Regions from separate parts of the Homo sapiens genome. Here region 1 is linked to region 2. Evidence: read pairs that join two places in POLR2A ChIA-PET (ENCODE). Cell type or tissue: MCF 10A. All regions are shown on one strand.

The links. Peaks named below come from ENCODE experiments on the same cell type or tissue, not always from the same donor. Only the 100,000 strongest peaks of a DNase experiment are listed, where the experiment ranks them.
Region 1: POLR2A ChIA-PET joins it to region 2 with 6 read pairs; 3 of 35 experiments call an interaction of 5 or more read pairs at or near these places.

The regions. Positions count from the first base shown.
Region 1 is chr4:112,813,915-112,821,914 of GRCh38, forward strand. It overlaps a transcript of ANK2 not described here. Among named protein-coding and RNA genes, the nearest start is that of MIR302CHG, 170 kb to the left of the region's middle. RefSeq lists a silencer at 7-66 and enhancers at 3,887-4,412, 4,033-4,082, 4,213-4,262, 4,413-4,936. In MCF 10A, no CTCF peak of the experiment used is centred here; a DNase peak (open chromatin) is centred at 4,167.
Region 2 is chr4:112,885,003-112,893,002 of GRCh38, forward strand. It overlaps LOC102723896 (a long non-coding RNA gene), which reads right to left and starts at 951. Exons shown (of 3, transcript XR_007058233.1): 1 at 876-951. It also overlaps a transcript of ANK2 not described here. In MCF 10A, no CTCF peak of the experiment used is centred here; a DNase peak (open chromatin) is centred at 4,779.

The DNA.
Region 1 (8,000 bases), 71 kb before region 2:
CTGCTTTCTGTGGTAATTTAGTGGCCCAGTTTTCTTCTGTTCATTTGCTCTGCCATTCCCCGTTAAAGCTGTGTGGTTGAAGTGAGGTCACAGGCAAATCTGTGTTTTAGCTTGCATAAAGGAAACAAAAGAAGTTTAAGGCAAGCAATGTTCTTTGAGGCAAGAAAGGAGAAATTCTGCTCAGAAGGCCACACTGAGTTGCAAGGGAGCTTGGGAGCTGTAGTCTTTGGGCAGGCAGTTATATATCTTGCCTAAACACTATTACTTTGAAATAAGATCGCATCCTTTAATTCAATAGTTCATTTTCTTATAGTCTTTCCTGAGGAAATAAATGAATTTCAGAAAACAAGTGTTAATTACCTAATGAACAATAACTCAGCCAACGAGAGAAATATTCAGTATGTTATTTACTGGAGAAGGAAGCTACTTAAGAAGCATCTATATAGTTTCATTAAAGGGTGTTAGAGGCCATGATGAGGAGTTAAATGAGATGGAAAATGACTGGAGAGCGTTTTTTTGTTTTTTTGTTTGTTTGTTTGTTTGTTTTTTTGAGACAAGGTATTACTCTGTTACCCAGTCTGGAGTGCAGTGGCATGATTGTGGCTCATTGCAGCCTCAACCTCCCTGGGCTCAGGGGATCCTCCCACCTCAGCCTCCTGAGTAGCTGGGACTACAGGTGTGTACCACCACTCCAGGCTAATTTTTAAATTTTTTTTAGGGATGGGGTTTCGCCATGTTGCTCAGGCTGAGAGAGTTTTAAGTAAGAGAGAGAACATTCTGCTTGCTCTATAGAGGACAACTGGAAGCTGTTGCTGTAGTCCAGGAGACAAGTGATGATGGTAGCCTGTGCTAGAGTTTAGGAGTAGTGACAATCTTTTGAATATTAAACCTTTGTTAACTCTATAGATTTTGGAAGGAACAATTTGTCAGTGAGGCCACATTTCGCACTTCACTTAGCTCATATTATAAGAAATAGTGGCAAAAGATCACTGTATGGGGGGTGTTGGTAGGTACCTGAACAGTGCTATTTTTAAATTGCCAGTTAATTTTAGCTAGAGAGATCAGCAAAATTCCAAGAAACTAAATACAAAAAGACACTTTTTTTTTTTTTTTATGATGGAGTCTCAAAGTCTACTATTTTTAGTAGAGATGGGGTTTCACCATGTTGGCTGGCCAGGCTGGTCTTGATCTCCTGACCTCAAATGATCCGCCCACCTCGGCCTCCCAAAGTGCTGAGATTACAGGTGCAAGCCACCACCACTGGCGAGAATTCACTTTCTTTGTCTACTTTAACTGCATTACTTTCTATGTATTTGATTTAGCAACTATATTTCAGATATTTGTGTGGAAACAGTATATCCCTAACAAGATTATAAACCCATCGAATATCATGCACTTTGGTATCATTTTCAGTGACTTGAACATAATAGGTGTTCAATTAAATAAGTGTAAAAGAATTAACTCTGTGATATTGTGATATATAAACAAACACATATATTAATATTCATCCCTAGTTTCTGACGCAGAGCTCATAAAACCTTGGTAATTTCCTAGATAATGAGGAGAGATTAGCATAATTTGCTATTCATAAGGCCCTTTCAACCAAACCTGAGTTTATGCTAATGAGGTGACTCTTGGTGGGGGCAGGGGCCTGCCCTAGATAGCTTCAGGATGGGAACTCTTTGCCAGAGAAACCAACCATGTGATTAGAGGATTTAAACTTTCAGATCCACCACACCTCCATAGAGGGGAGGGGGGCTGAAAATTGAGTCAGTCTCCAATGGCCAAAGATTTAATCAACCATACCTCTGTAATGGGACCTCCATAAAAAGAAACCATTAACAATAGGATTCAGAGAGCTTCCAAGTTGGTGAATGTATCCACATGTTGGGACCACATCAAACACCACGGGGACAGAAGCTCCTGCACTCTGGACACTTGGAGACCTCACCTTACATGCCTTTTCATCTGGCTGTTCATTTGTGTACTTTATAATATTCTTTATAACAAACTGGTAATAATAAGTAAAGTGTTTCCCTGAGTTCTGTGAGCTATTATAACAAATTATCAAACCTAAGGACGGAGTCAGTCGTGGGAACCCCCAATTTGTAGCCAAGCTGGACAAAAGTGTGGGTAACCTGGGTACCCACTACTTGTGATTTTTATTTGAAGTTGGGGGCAGTCTTGTGGAACTGAGCCCTTAACCTGTGGTGTCTGCGTTAACTCTGGGTAGTCAGTGTCAGAATTGAATTAAATTGTAGGGCACTTGGTGTCTGCAGAAAATTGGGAAATTTCTTGATGTGAAAAACCCACATATCTGGTGTCAGAGATGTTCTGTTTCAGTAGAAACAGTAGTAGACTTGAACAGTTTTACTCTTTATATAGCTTATTTCCAATAGAGAACAAATGGAAACAAGTGCTCTTGGAATCTCATATTGAATTCCACAGTCACAAGCATCCTGGTCAACTCAGGGGAAAATATCACACACTTGGTACAAAGCAAATAGATGAGTTAAATATTATATATTAAATGACAAATTTATTATGATATTAGTAATTTATAATTATTAGATTGAATTATTTCCATAAAAATATGCAAATACTATTATATTGATTACAATATCAAATAATGATATTATAGCCTTAATTAACATATAAGAAAATGGCACAATTCACTTTAAATATAAGGGACAAAGACAAAATAATGAAAACCAAGGGTTTGCATATTTTGTGATTATTTTATAGGAAACAGCTAATTATTAAACTAAGGAAAACTAAAATTAAATATTTATTTTTCTACTTAAGAAGTGTCTTGGCCGGGCACAGTGGCTCACGCCTGTAATCCCAGCACTTTGGGAAGCCGAGGCAGGTGGATCACCTGAAGTCAGCAGTTCGAGACCAGCCTGGACAACATGGTGAAACCCTATCTGTACTAAAAATACAAAAATTGGCCAGGTGTGGTGGCACATGCCTGTAATCCCAGCTACTTGGGAGGCTGAGGCAGGAGAATCACTTGAACCCGGGAGGGGGAAGTTGCAGTGAGCCAAGATTGTGCCACTGCACTTCAGCCTGGGGGACAGAGCAAGACGGTGTCCAAAAAAAACAGTGAATTCTCCTCTCTGCTAGGGGAGCATTATATTTTTTGTAATTTTAGAATTACATCATTTCTGGTCACAGCTGTCTAAGCGGGCTATGATTTTGCTTCATAAAGTCTTATTGATTTTGATTATTCTTACCTTAAAGATTACATGTGTTACCATTTATCCTAATGAAATTAAGATAAAACCTGATTTTTTTTACCAGCCTTTAGATTCAGTATTAGACACAGAACATTTTATAAGGATCCTTGATAAGGCTCTTACTTCCTTGTCTTATCACAGAAGTAGAATTAGAAGCTCTGTAACAAATATCCAACCCCTCCACCATTTTGATAATCTGTTTTTGGACTGGGTATATAGTAGGTGATCAATAAATGATTATTGAATGAATGAATGTAAGCCTGAATGGATGGTTCTGACTTCCTGTCTGCTTATCTGCCTATCCGTCCAGGTCTGTACATCTATTTCTGTTGGACTATATGTGAATCCTCTCAAAATAGAATTATTGTGTATTGCACTGAGTCTCATGGTTACCTCACTGAGATTGCCCATGAACTAAACTCAGTGGTGACTAGCTTAAAACACACACACACACCACCTACCAATATTTTATGACTTAAACATATATATATGTATATATGTATATATAGATATATATAAACTCTTATATAAAAGATGATCTACTGAAAGGCGGTGGGGTATGGTGGTGGTAGTGATTTATAGATGAAATCACTCCCACGGCATTGGCATCTTGGCAGTAGCTTATTCCTCAGCTTCTCTGAACTAGGCGTGGAACTCCAGTTACTTCCCATATATCTGATACATTTAGGCTGCAACAAATTCAAGTGCTTTTCTTGCTTATTTTTCCCTTCTTTTAGAACAGAAGAAACCAGAAAAAAAATATTTTGTGAGAAAACAACAGTTCCTTACTCTGTACCACCTGCTTAAATGCAAACCAAAGGCACTCAAATGATGCAACCCAAGAGTGTGGAAGAGGCTGGCGGATGGGCTGTCACGTCTGGCTGATCTGATGTCAGAGCAGATCATGTGGTGCTCTGTGGGCAGCTGGGACTGGCCCGCCGAAAGCACATGGATTACAGTCTGAGGCTGTAATGGGAAAGTCGGTTCCTGGGCTGCTGTCTCATAGACATCAGCTTGCAGGGAAGCTGGGGGCTCTCCGAATTGCCCTGCTCCGGGGCCCCTCCTGCTGCGTGACTCACAGGCACATTGCAGAGAGAAGCTGCCGCTCCCAGTAAGTGCTTAAAGAAGGTCTTTATTCAGAGCATTTTGGAAGCGGGGAGGAAGTGTTTGTGTTGATAGGGGGTGCTGGAAGCCTTTGTAAAACCCCCTCCTTGGGTCTGGGCTGGGCAGCGGCGCTTTCCATGCCATTCTGGAGTTCAAAGGCAGCGCTGATGTGCAAATGTTCCCCAGCCCTGGTTTTGGTTTGTTCTCCATGTGATGTGTTTTTCTGATTTGCATTTTCTCTTTCTGTAATCGTAGGGCAGATTTTTAAGATCTGGTTAAAGTGAATTGATTTATTTGAGATTCCCAGCCCCAGAGTGGACTTGGTGTTCCCTGTATGATAAGCAGGGAGAGGGGCAAGAGGGTGGTGGCTCTTTTGGTCAGAATACTGCTTGTGTTAAGACACTGGCTGTGTCTGTGCCGGAGAAAGTGGTTGCCACCCCTTCTCTGCATTGGGTGAGTAGGTGGTGTGAGAGAAAGCGGGGGTGAACCAGCAGTAAAGAGATTTAATTAGTTTTTGGTAAACAGCAGTGCTATTAGTATGTTGCCTTTTTTTATGGTCAAAATTTATATTAAATAGTGTCAGCTGGCAGAACAGGTGCTGGCAGTAGAAGAATGATGGAGTTCTTTCTCCCTTTCCCAGCTAGTGAATTGTCTTTCCTGCATCGAAAGCCCAATTAAGGAGTAGAGAGAAATGTAACAGATACAGATTTCTGAGCAGTGTTTTTTTGTTTGTTTGTTTGTTCTTTGGCTTGGTTTTTATTTTTTATTCCTAAAAAGCACCACATTCCCACACTCATGCATCAGGAATGATTCTCACCTCGACGATGTCTTAGGTGTGGCCTTTTTGGAGAGCAAAGGAATAAATTCAATAACATCTTTCTCTTCCTCCTGAGCATATAACATTAAGTTTGCTTTAGAGACTGAAAATAAATGTGTGTGGTTGGAAGGAGATATAAAGGGGAATTTAGAAGAACAGATTGTTTATTTGCCCTGGCACTTTTCTGTGAACACTTGATAGAGTTCTAGGTCAAGGTGTATGGTGTCCCCTTGAGGGATAATAGGCAAATAATTAGGCTATGTCTTTAAGCATTGGAAAATCTTTATTTTTTAAAGGAAGAGAACCTAGTCTTTTCTATGAATCTCTGCACAAACCAGAGACTTTGGGGCCAAACACTGATTCCAGAAACACTTAGGCATTGAAGAAACTTTTGGGTGAGAAAGATGATGGTATGAATGCAAAGAAAATATGCTTAGATGAGTTTTGTCCTTTTTTTTTAGCCTTTTGCAGTATATGGTTTAAGTCACAGAACAACAAACAACAGAAGAGAGCATGCCCCACCCAGTGTTGTGAACATGGATGATTCCCCTCCCATTCTATTCCACTGAACTGCATAAACACTAGCACAGAGACAGTTCTAATTCATCTTTTGAACCCTGTATGTTACAGGTACAAGCCATATAAAATGAAGACATAGAGAAATGGAAGATCCTCCCACCCCACCCTACTTTCTCCTCCTTCCATATTGTTGAGTGAAGCTATATTCATCTTGGAAAGGGTCTGCATCACTGCTTGTAATTTTGTTAGCCATTTCTTGTAGACGAGCACGGTGTGAGGAATTCAGAGGTAGTCTTCCTGATCTGGCCCTCCGTCTCTGCCTAGACCACACCCCCTTTTTTGGCCACATGCCTAAAACTCTCTGAAGGGGAGTGTGATAAAACGATGCTCATCCTTGGGCACATGGATTCCTCGGTCACAAAACTGAAGAGGCCTGATTTCTCTGCAGACACACATTTCCTGCTTCTCAGGGTGAAGATACCCATTTATGGGGGTTTTAGAATTCCTTTTCTTTAACACAGTAATGTGAAAAGAAATGGAAGAAAATTATCCATTTTTCCATCTCACTCACACAACTATGTTTAATGTCCTGTATCCTCTTCCTGTCTTTATCATCACATTAGGCTAGCTATGTTTAATGCAGAAGGGCTATCCACACTCCTTCAGATTTCTGCTTTTCAGGGAAGGCACCTGTAGTTACAGTCTTAGAACTGGACCAGACCCTATTAGGACTGATAGTTCAGCCATATTTCACAGAGGGTAAAGCTGGTCAGAGTTACACATCTGATGAGTGACAGAGTTGGGACTAGAACTCAGATTGCCTGACTGCCCAGTGCTCCTTCTGCAATCATGCAACCTAAGGAGAGAACATTTTCTTTAAAAATTAGGTGTTTTTTTCAATTTCTGGTTCTTTTTTATTTAAAATGCTGTGTAATTATTAGCATAGTAAAATGACTGTAATTTCACCGTCTTTCCCGAAGAATGTCTTGCAATAGATTGGAAAGTCAATTTTGTGTTTTTAAATTAGAGACAGGTTCTTGCTATGTTGTCCAAGCTGGACTCAATTCCTGGGCTCAAGTAATCCTCCTACCTTAGCCTCCCAAGTAGCTGGGATTACAGGCATGAGCCACTGTGCCTAGCTTTGCCTTTGTTTTTCTGTTTTTCGAGATAGGGTCTCTCTCTGTTGCCCAGGCTGGAGTGCAGGGGCATGATCATAGCTCATGTAACCTTAAACTCGGGTTCAAACAATCCTTCAGCCTTAGACTCCTGAGTGACTGGGACTACAGGTGCATGCTGCTATACCGGGATAATTTTTATTTATTTATTTATTTTTTTGAGACCGAGTTTCACTCTTGTTGCCCAGGCTGGAGTGCAATGGCGCGATCTTGGCTCACCGCAACCTCCGCTTCCCGGGTTCAAGCGATTCTCCTGCCTCAGCCTCCCGAGTAGCTGAGATTACAGGCATGCGCTACCATGCCTGGCTAATTTTTTTTGTATTTTTAGTAGAGACGGGGTTTCTCCATGTTGGTCAGGCTGGTCTTGAACTCCTGACCTCAGGTGATCCGCCCGCCTCGGTCTCCCAAAGTGCTGGGATTACAGGCATGAGCCACCCCGCCCGGCCCCTTAAATGTTTTTTGTAGAGATGGAGTCTTGCTGTGTTGTCAGGGCTGGTCTGGAACTCCTGGGCTCAAATGATCCTACTGTGTTAGCTTCCCTAGTAGCTGGGATTACAGGCATGCACCATCACACCTAGTTCAGATTGGGAAATCTTTACAGAGAAAATTAAGTTCTGTTTTCTTAGGAAAGTAGCATATTTATATTCTTTGTGGGTCATGTGATGAGATCTCAAATACCTGATTGTTATAGTTTTCTAATCTTGGCTTTCTGAGAATGTAGACTACCCTAATTTTTTTTTTTATTTTTTTTTTGAGACTGGGTCTCAGTCTGTCACCCAGGCTGGAGTGCAGTGGTGTGATCACAGCTCATGTAACCTTGAACTCTTGGGCTCAAGTGATCCTCTCACCTCAGCCTCTTGAGTAACTGGGATTATAGGCAAGCACCACTATGCTGTCTTCTACCCTAATTAATAAGGGGGATTATTGTTCAGTTATGGCAAATCACATACCACGAGAACATTTAGAAGCTTCATTCTATTTGGGTGGTTTTCTGAGTCATAGATTTTTTTTTTTTTTTGAGAAAGGGTCTGTCTGTCACCCAGGCTGGAGTACATTCGTGCAATCTTGGCTTAATGCCACCTCCGCATCCTGGGCTCAAGCCATCCTCCTATCTCAGCCCCACCAAATAGCTGGGACCACAGGTGT
Region 2 (8,000 bases):
GCGCTGGGCACATAGAAGTATTAACACTAGATTGACATGTTTGCTATCAAAATACAATATATATTATTCTTTTATTAAGTTTTAAAGCATTTTTATGTGGGTTTTTGGTCTCAATACTTGCCCTTTTTTTCTCTGTCTTCACTTAATCTTTCCCCACTGACTTCCTTCCCTGTCCGTAATCACGCTCAACTCTTTATTTAAAAATTAAATAAGCAGGGCCGGGCGTGGTGGTTCACGCCTGTAATCCCAGCACTTTGGGAGGCTGAGGCGGGTGGATCACGAGGTCAGGAGTTCGAGACCAGCCTGGCCAACATGTTGAAACCCTGTCTCTACTAAAAATATAAAAATTAGCTGGGTGTGGAGGCACGCGCCTGTAATCCCAGTTACTCGGGAGGCTGAGGCAGGAGAATCGCTTGAACCCGGGAAGCCGAGGTTGCAGTGAGCCGAGATCATGCCATTGCACTCCATCCTGGGCAACAGGGCAAGACTCCATCAAAAAAAAAAAAAAAATTAGCCGGGCATGGTGGCTCACGCCTGTAATCCCAGCACTTTGGGAGGCGGAGGTGGGCAGATCACGAGGTCAGGAGATTGACACCATCCTGGCTAACATGGTGAAACCCCGTCTCTGCTAAAAATACAAAAAAATTAGCCGGGCGTGGTGGCGGGCACCTGTAGTCCCAGCTACTCGGAAGGCTGTGGGAGGAGAATGGCGTGAACCTGGGAGACAGAGCTTGCAGTGAGCCCAGATCGCACCACTGCACTCCAGCCTGGGGGACAGAGCAAGACTCTGTCTCAAAAAAAAAAAAAAAAAAAAAAAAAAAAATTAAATAAGCAGCGCAACCTTCCATTGACATTGATACTCATCTATTCCTTACCAAGTTTTTCTCTGAGATGGTATTTTTTGAACATCTAAAAGGAAGATATATACATGAGGTAAGCCCTTGCTTCTGTCTGGGAACAGTTTTCTGCCCTGGCACATGGAAGTGGAGCCTCTGCAGAGCTCAGTCTCACTGGGCTGGCTGAGGAGGCAGGGATTAGAGTTTGAGTATGCTGAGGCAGCTGGAATTTGCAAGGCGGGTCTTTAGAGAGGATGGCAGTCACAGAAGTCTGTCTGGGGACTTGCTGCTCAACATCATTTGCCAAAAGCTGATCTGCACGTGTATAGGTCAAGACTCCATGAGGCCTAGGAGAAATTGCCAGCAGCAGGGCTGAGGGCTGAATGGTGATACAGAGGTTTTACTGTGCTGGGAGATGTTCAAGTTCTGGCTCAGCTAGAATATAAATACCACATTAGGTACCTTAAGTGTTCTGTTGAGACACCAAAAAGGCCGCACTCCAGAGTAAGCTATGCCCTAAGTCTAAGTTCAAGACAAATAGACTGGGTGGGTGTGGTGGCTCACTCCTGTAATCCCAGGACTTAGGGAGGCCGAGGCGGGCAGATCACGAGGTCAGGAGTTCGAGACCAGCCTGACCAACATGGTGAAACTCGTCTCTATTAAAAATACAAAAATCAGCTCGGTGTGGTGGCGCGCGCCTGTAATTCCAGCTACTCAGGAAGCTGAGGCAGGAGAATCGCTTGAACCTGGGAAGTGGAAGTTGCAGTGAGCCAAGATAGCGCCACTGCACTCCAGCTTGGGCGACAGAGCGAGACTCTGTCTCAAAACAAACAAACAAACAGACAAAAAACAAATAGACTTTCCCTAAAAAAGAATGTAAAATTGATCCGGATGGAGCCAAAGTGATCTACCAATAATTTAACTGCCTTCCAGAAAAAAAGCTCAACACACTTTAAAGGAAGACCACATAGTCCAGAATCTCTACCATGTTCACCATATGATAAAAAAAATTACTAATCATGTGAAGAAGTGGAATGAGACCTACAATCACAAAAAAATGCAGTCAATAGAAACAGAAACTGAGATGACCTAGATGTTGCCATCCCACAGAAACCTGTAATGCGTTCTCCCAATTTTTTGCTAATATTTAACACATTCGTCAAGATCTTATTCAAATGGTAGGTTTTTTTCAAGAGGCTTCCCTGAATTCCTCCAATATGAAATAATTTATTTCTCTTTTGACTTCTCACTGGTTTATGTCTCTCCTGTGATACCTAATTATATTATAGTCATCTGCGTACTTATTTTCTTTCCTTGGCTGAGGCCAAGGATTTGTATTTTCTCATCTTTTTAGTTACTGATGTATTTAGCCACCAAAGTCATGTACAGATGGTCCCCAACTTACAATGCTTTGACTTACAATTTTTCAACTTTACAATGATGTGAAAGCTAGACGGATTCAGTAGAAAACTACTTCAAATTTTAAATTTTGATGTTTCCCCAACTGTAGGCTAATGTAAGTGTTCTGAGTTCTGAGCACGTTTGAGATTGGCAAGGCTAAGCTACGCTGTTTGGTAGGTTAGGTGTATTAAGTGCATTTTTGACTTATGGTACTTTCAGTTTATGATGTGTTTATCAGCACATAGTTTCATTGTAACTTGAGGAGCATCTGTAGTAAGCACTCAATAATTATTTTTGAATATATGAATAAAAGATATGTGTTTCATATTTCCCTGTTGTTTTAAAACCATATACACTCTTCAATTTTTGTATTTACTCATGTGCAGATAGGTATGAGTGAAAAATCCATCTTAATGTTAGTTTAAATTATGAGTTTTCATAGAGGTTTCCATGAATTAGCAGACTAAAGAGATTGGTCTTCTTTCCTGTTGTACAAATAAAAAAAAAAGCAGTTGGTTATTGTTTTTATTCCAGAATATTAAATATAAATTTATTTGTGTCTATCTTCACTAGACTGTAAGGTCCATGAGGCCAGAGACATGGTTTAATATCCCCAGTATTTTCCATTCTTGACACATAGTAAATACTTAATAAGTACTTATTAAATGTCTTACATTGACTGGTATTTGGCCAAGTTTTGATAAATATTTTACCATTTCATGATAATTTATTTTAAGCCATTTTGAGTGTTTCAAGAAAAGCCTGCAGAGTTTTAAAATAATTTTTCTCAGATATCATAGCTGTACTATAAGGCCTATTAATTATATTTTAACAAAAGCTAGATAGGTAGTGTTTTCCTTTACTTGTTAATTTTTTAAAGATGGTTTTAGCTGTTCATTTTATTGCTATTTATATATATCATATTGACAGTATTTATAAGCTTTCTTTGACAACAATTCATAAGTTAAAAAAAGTCAGTTTGTGGAGGCTTGTCTAGCTATATAGAAAGTGGAAATGGTTAATAGAATGTTTAATGTCATCATATTTCAAAGTTAGAGATTATCTAATCACTATACCCTATGAAAAATGACTTCTAGAAAGTTAAAGTGAGCTGTTCACAAAGTCAGAACACGCTCATATTTTGTATAACTACTACAACCTTTTAAAAACAAAAATATATGAGGAAGATATTTTTTGTATTCTGAAAATAACAAGGGTTTGCATATTAAGATATAATCAATATGAAAACATCTCTACTTCTGGCAAGTTTTAACATGGTAAAGAGCTTGAAACAGCTCTGAATTTTTTTTTTTGAAAATTTTTAATTTTGATATTTTCTTTTGACTCTACATAGAGAGAGTCATGTCCGTTTTATAACCTTCCACTCTCCCCCTGTCTACCCCAAAAGAAACAACCTAGCAATGCTCAAAATGACAAATCCAGCCTTTGTTTCACCAGATTATTTCAATCTGGCACTGGCACTACCACTAGCTTGGTCTGATTATAGTTAATCCACTGCCTACAACATGACAAATGTTTTTGGTCCAAGTTGAATGGCGAAGTCTTTTCAAACAGGGAAAGCAGTTGTCAGCTGTCCTTGTTGTGGTACCAACATGTATCATGTCAGGACAGCCAAACAAAGAAGAGGATGATTCAGAATGCTGACCCGAGTACACAGAACCTTGTTAACTCTGGTGGGTTTTCTGCAAGGCTTGTTAATAGTGATAGAAAAAAGAAATCATAGCACAAACCCCATATTATATTGGTTGCCTTAGACTGTATACACTTATCAACTAATATCAAATGCAATTACAAAACTGTGAATTATAATTTCTAGTTTCTCTATAAATGACACATTTCTCCTTAAAAATCTCAATTTATTTAAGATTTTCTTAAACATTTCTCCTCTAGTTTGTTAAGCTTGTTTAGTAGAAACAATACCACTTACAGTACTTGAATTTTATGAGTGCTATAGCTGTTGGGGTCACTCATTCAAAAAAAAAAAAACAAAACCTTAAATTCTCTTGGTGTGCTTACCATTCATCTTTTCTTTTATGGGAGATATTGCCCTTTTTTCTCTTTGGGGTGAGTGATGCATGATGTTGTTTCTGCAATGGGCAGAATACTATAGACTATTATATACACTTATGGATGTATGCTCTACATGGCCTATGCTCATCCTTCTGACTACAAGCTAGCTCATTAATTCTGCAGAGAGGTATACTCCATAGACAAGAATAAACATTTTCTCCACTTTATTTTAGATGACTCACTTTTTTTGATGCTTTTTTAAAAATTTAGATTTTTCTATTTTTTTCCTTGTTCTTTTTTTTTTGACTGGGTTCCTAATTATTTTCTTAAAAAATGTGAATTATTTCTACTTTACAAATTAATGTGAGAAATGAAAGTAAAACATGATACTTTCTTTATTAGTAAAGCATGTCATGATCCAATAGGTTTGTGTTGTAATTTCTCCTTGAAAAGAACTGAGTTTATGGTCTTTACTTCACATCCCAGCTGTTCGAGAATTGCTAAATCCATAGGGAGTTGCGTGAGTTATGTAATTGGCATGAATTATTTGAGTTTGAGGAAACACAATTACCACATAATGTTAGCCAGTGCTGGATGAATCTAAATTCAAGGACTCAGGGTTGCAGAGGTCTGTGGGACCGTGATGTTTTCTTTGTTGAGTGCAGTTGTAAATTTATTTCTTCTTTTTATAGCTTGTAAGTAAAAAATACATCATTCTTCAGCATTTTGCCTCATTAATGTCTAGCAAAGACATGCTATGAGGAGAGACTACTTAAACAAAAGATGAAGTAAACAATTAAACAGGCTTAGGGAATGTGAAACTAATAATGTTGGGGCTTATAACATTCAGACCCCTCCATTCTCTTTCACCTCTTTTTCTTCCTTTAAAAACACTGTGAGGAGGTACGAACATAACATTTCTTGCCAAATATTTTTGTTCTTTCACAGTGGGAGAAAGAGAAAGAGAAAGAGCTTTCTTTATGTACTTTGCTGCTCTGAGATTTCCTTTCCTGTTCCCTCAAGATGAGCCTTGAAACTTGGCTCCTCAGTCTTTGAAGTACCAGATTCTAGAATAAAATTAAATAGTATTCAAGAGCATGGTGTGGTTCTGCTACTTGAACCTACATGTTAGGCCACCTACAACGATCAGATATTTGGGCTGTAGAATATTACATGTCCTTCAAAGAATGCATTCTGAAATGGATTTGTTTTCCTACATAATTCCCAATGCAATAACTCTGAAGAATAAAGTTTGTAGCAGGAATTTATGATATACATTTCTGTGGTTTTTTTTTTTTTTTTTTTTTTTTTTTTGAGACGGAGTTTCGCTCTTATTGCCCAGGCTGGAGTGCAATGGCATGATCTCAGCTCACCGCAACCTCCGCCTCCCAGGTTCAAGCTATTCTCCTGCCTCAGCCTCCCTAGTAGCTGGGATTACAGGCATGTGCCACCATGCCAGGCTAATTTTGTATTTTTAGTAGAGACAGGGTTTTTCCATGTTGGTCAGGCTGGTCTCGAACTCCTGACCTCAGGTGATCTGCCTGCCTCAGCCTCCCAAAATGCTGGGATTACAGGCGTGAGCCACTACGCCCGGCCTGTGATACACATTTCTATTGGCTCTGCAATGTTAGGTGCTATCCAAAGACTTTTTAATCCTTCTAAGAACTCCTTTTCATTTACAGTAGAAAAATGATGTAGTGTGCAGGCCAAGGGAAACTGTGTTCCAAAGAATAACTAATCATCTATCTTTTTGACAGTTTTTTATGTTCCAGGTGTAAAGTTACTGTTCCAGGTATTTTCCTGTGTAATGTCATTTACTTTTCACCACAACACTGGATTTGGTGTTTTAAACTCTATTTAATAGATGAGATTGAGACTCAGAGGTTTTGTGACTTGCCTCGTGCCACGTAACTAGCAGTAGCAGATCCTGTACTTAAATCAAGATTCATGACTCCTCATCTTCCTTTTTTGTTCTTCCTTCCCATGCTTCCTTTGTGTCCCAGTGAATGCATGATAGAATTTGTTTATCTGCTTACAATAAAATCTACAAAATTAATAATCTTGTGCTATTTTCTATTCCAGCCATGTCAAGTTATCAATTATTTTTTTTATTGGAGACAGGGTGACAATATAATTTATTTTTCAAAACAGGATACTTTTGAGAGTTAAAAGGAGTGCTATTAATTATGCACGGAGAAAGCAAGCTTATATCAAAATTATCCAAGGCAAACTAGAATCTATAAATGCCCTCATTATTTAAAAAGCTAGAGGTAATATGGCTTAGTAGTTAGAAGTAGCAGCTCTGGAGGCAGAGCTAAGTTCAAATCCTGATTCTACTATTTACTAGCCATCTTATATTTGTCAAACTGCCTCACCACTATGCCTCAGTTTCCCTGTATATAAAATAAAAATAATATTATTAATACCATTTAATTGTATTTTAAATGAGGTTATACATGCATAGCATTAGGAAAGAGGAAACCCTTGATAAGTATTGTCTATTATTACGCATGGAGAAAGAGTGATTTCTGTCATTATGCTTTGAGTGGTATCAAAAGACTTGCCTGAAGATAAATACAGCTTCATTTCTATAGTCAGTCCTTAGAATTAAAGCATAGTTTTCTGAAAGCGTTACCTAATAAGTTCTCAATAAATATTTACTAAAGGAATGAATGAATAAGTTATCCCAGAGGAATAAAATGTGCTAGCATCCATGGTTACAAGGATAATTTGTATTTCAAAAAAGACATAAAAGTATAGTGGTGGGCTAGGTAAGTTTTGATGATAGCAGTGGGTGGGTGGGAATTGGGGTAGGAGAAATATTTAGCACCTGATGATCCTGGGAGGGCTGATTCAGATGGGATATGGGAGTTCTAGGTGGCTCTGGGCCAGTGAAACAGTTCTGGATTCCAGGGGGAAGGAAGGGATGGAAATGGAAGAGGCCATTACACAAATGCTATCTACACAAAAATTTTATTGGTGTTATGTGCTAGAAAAGGGGAAATAGCCCTGTCATGCCAGGAACATTTGCCCTTGGAATTAGACTAACTTTATTAAGCTTGGGTAAGTCCCCTGGGCAAGCAGCCCCAGCTATTTCATTGGTAAATTATACATACATCTACCTTATAGGGCTGTTGTGAGGATTAGAATGAAGTAAGTGTCTGCATGTGTGTGTATGCATGTATATAACATCCTGCTTATTATAGAAACTCAACAAATGATAGCTTCTATAATTATTAAGGATCGTAACAATTACCCAACTCAAATTTTGAAGAATTTTGAAGTAAAGTGTTTGAAAGCTCTTTATGAATATAAAGTACTTTACAAAGATATGGACTTGCTATGAATGCTGACATTGTCCTGTTTACCAGCTCTAGACCTTGGATGTACTGCTATTAGAAAATAGCGTGTTTCATATTCACATGGTCAGAGTTGTAAAGATTCAGAATCAGTGAGACTGATATGCATGCTAAGGGTATTGAAGTGAAACTTTAAGGCATAATTGTTCTTTTTGTTCTTGTTATTAGTTTATCCTTTTTGAATTCTGAGATCATAGGATATGGGATATTAGTTTGATGTCTGCAAAACCAATCGAACTCCAAGTATTTTGCTTCTTAAGCTGTTGCTTTTAGGATGGCCTTTAGGATGCGTAGTGGGTAAATCTTCATTCATTTGCACATTCTAAAAATATATTTTTATAAGTCTTTTATATCCCCCAAATGGTTATTTCAA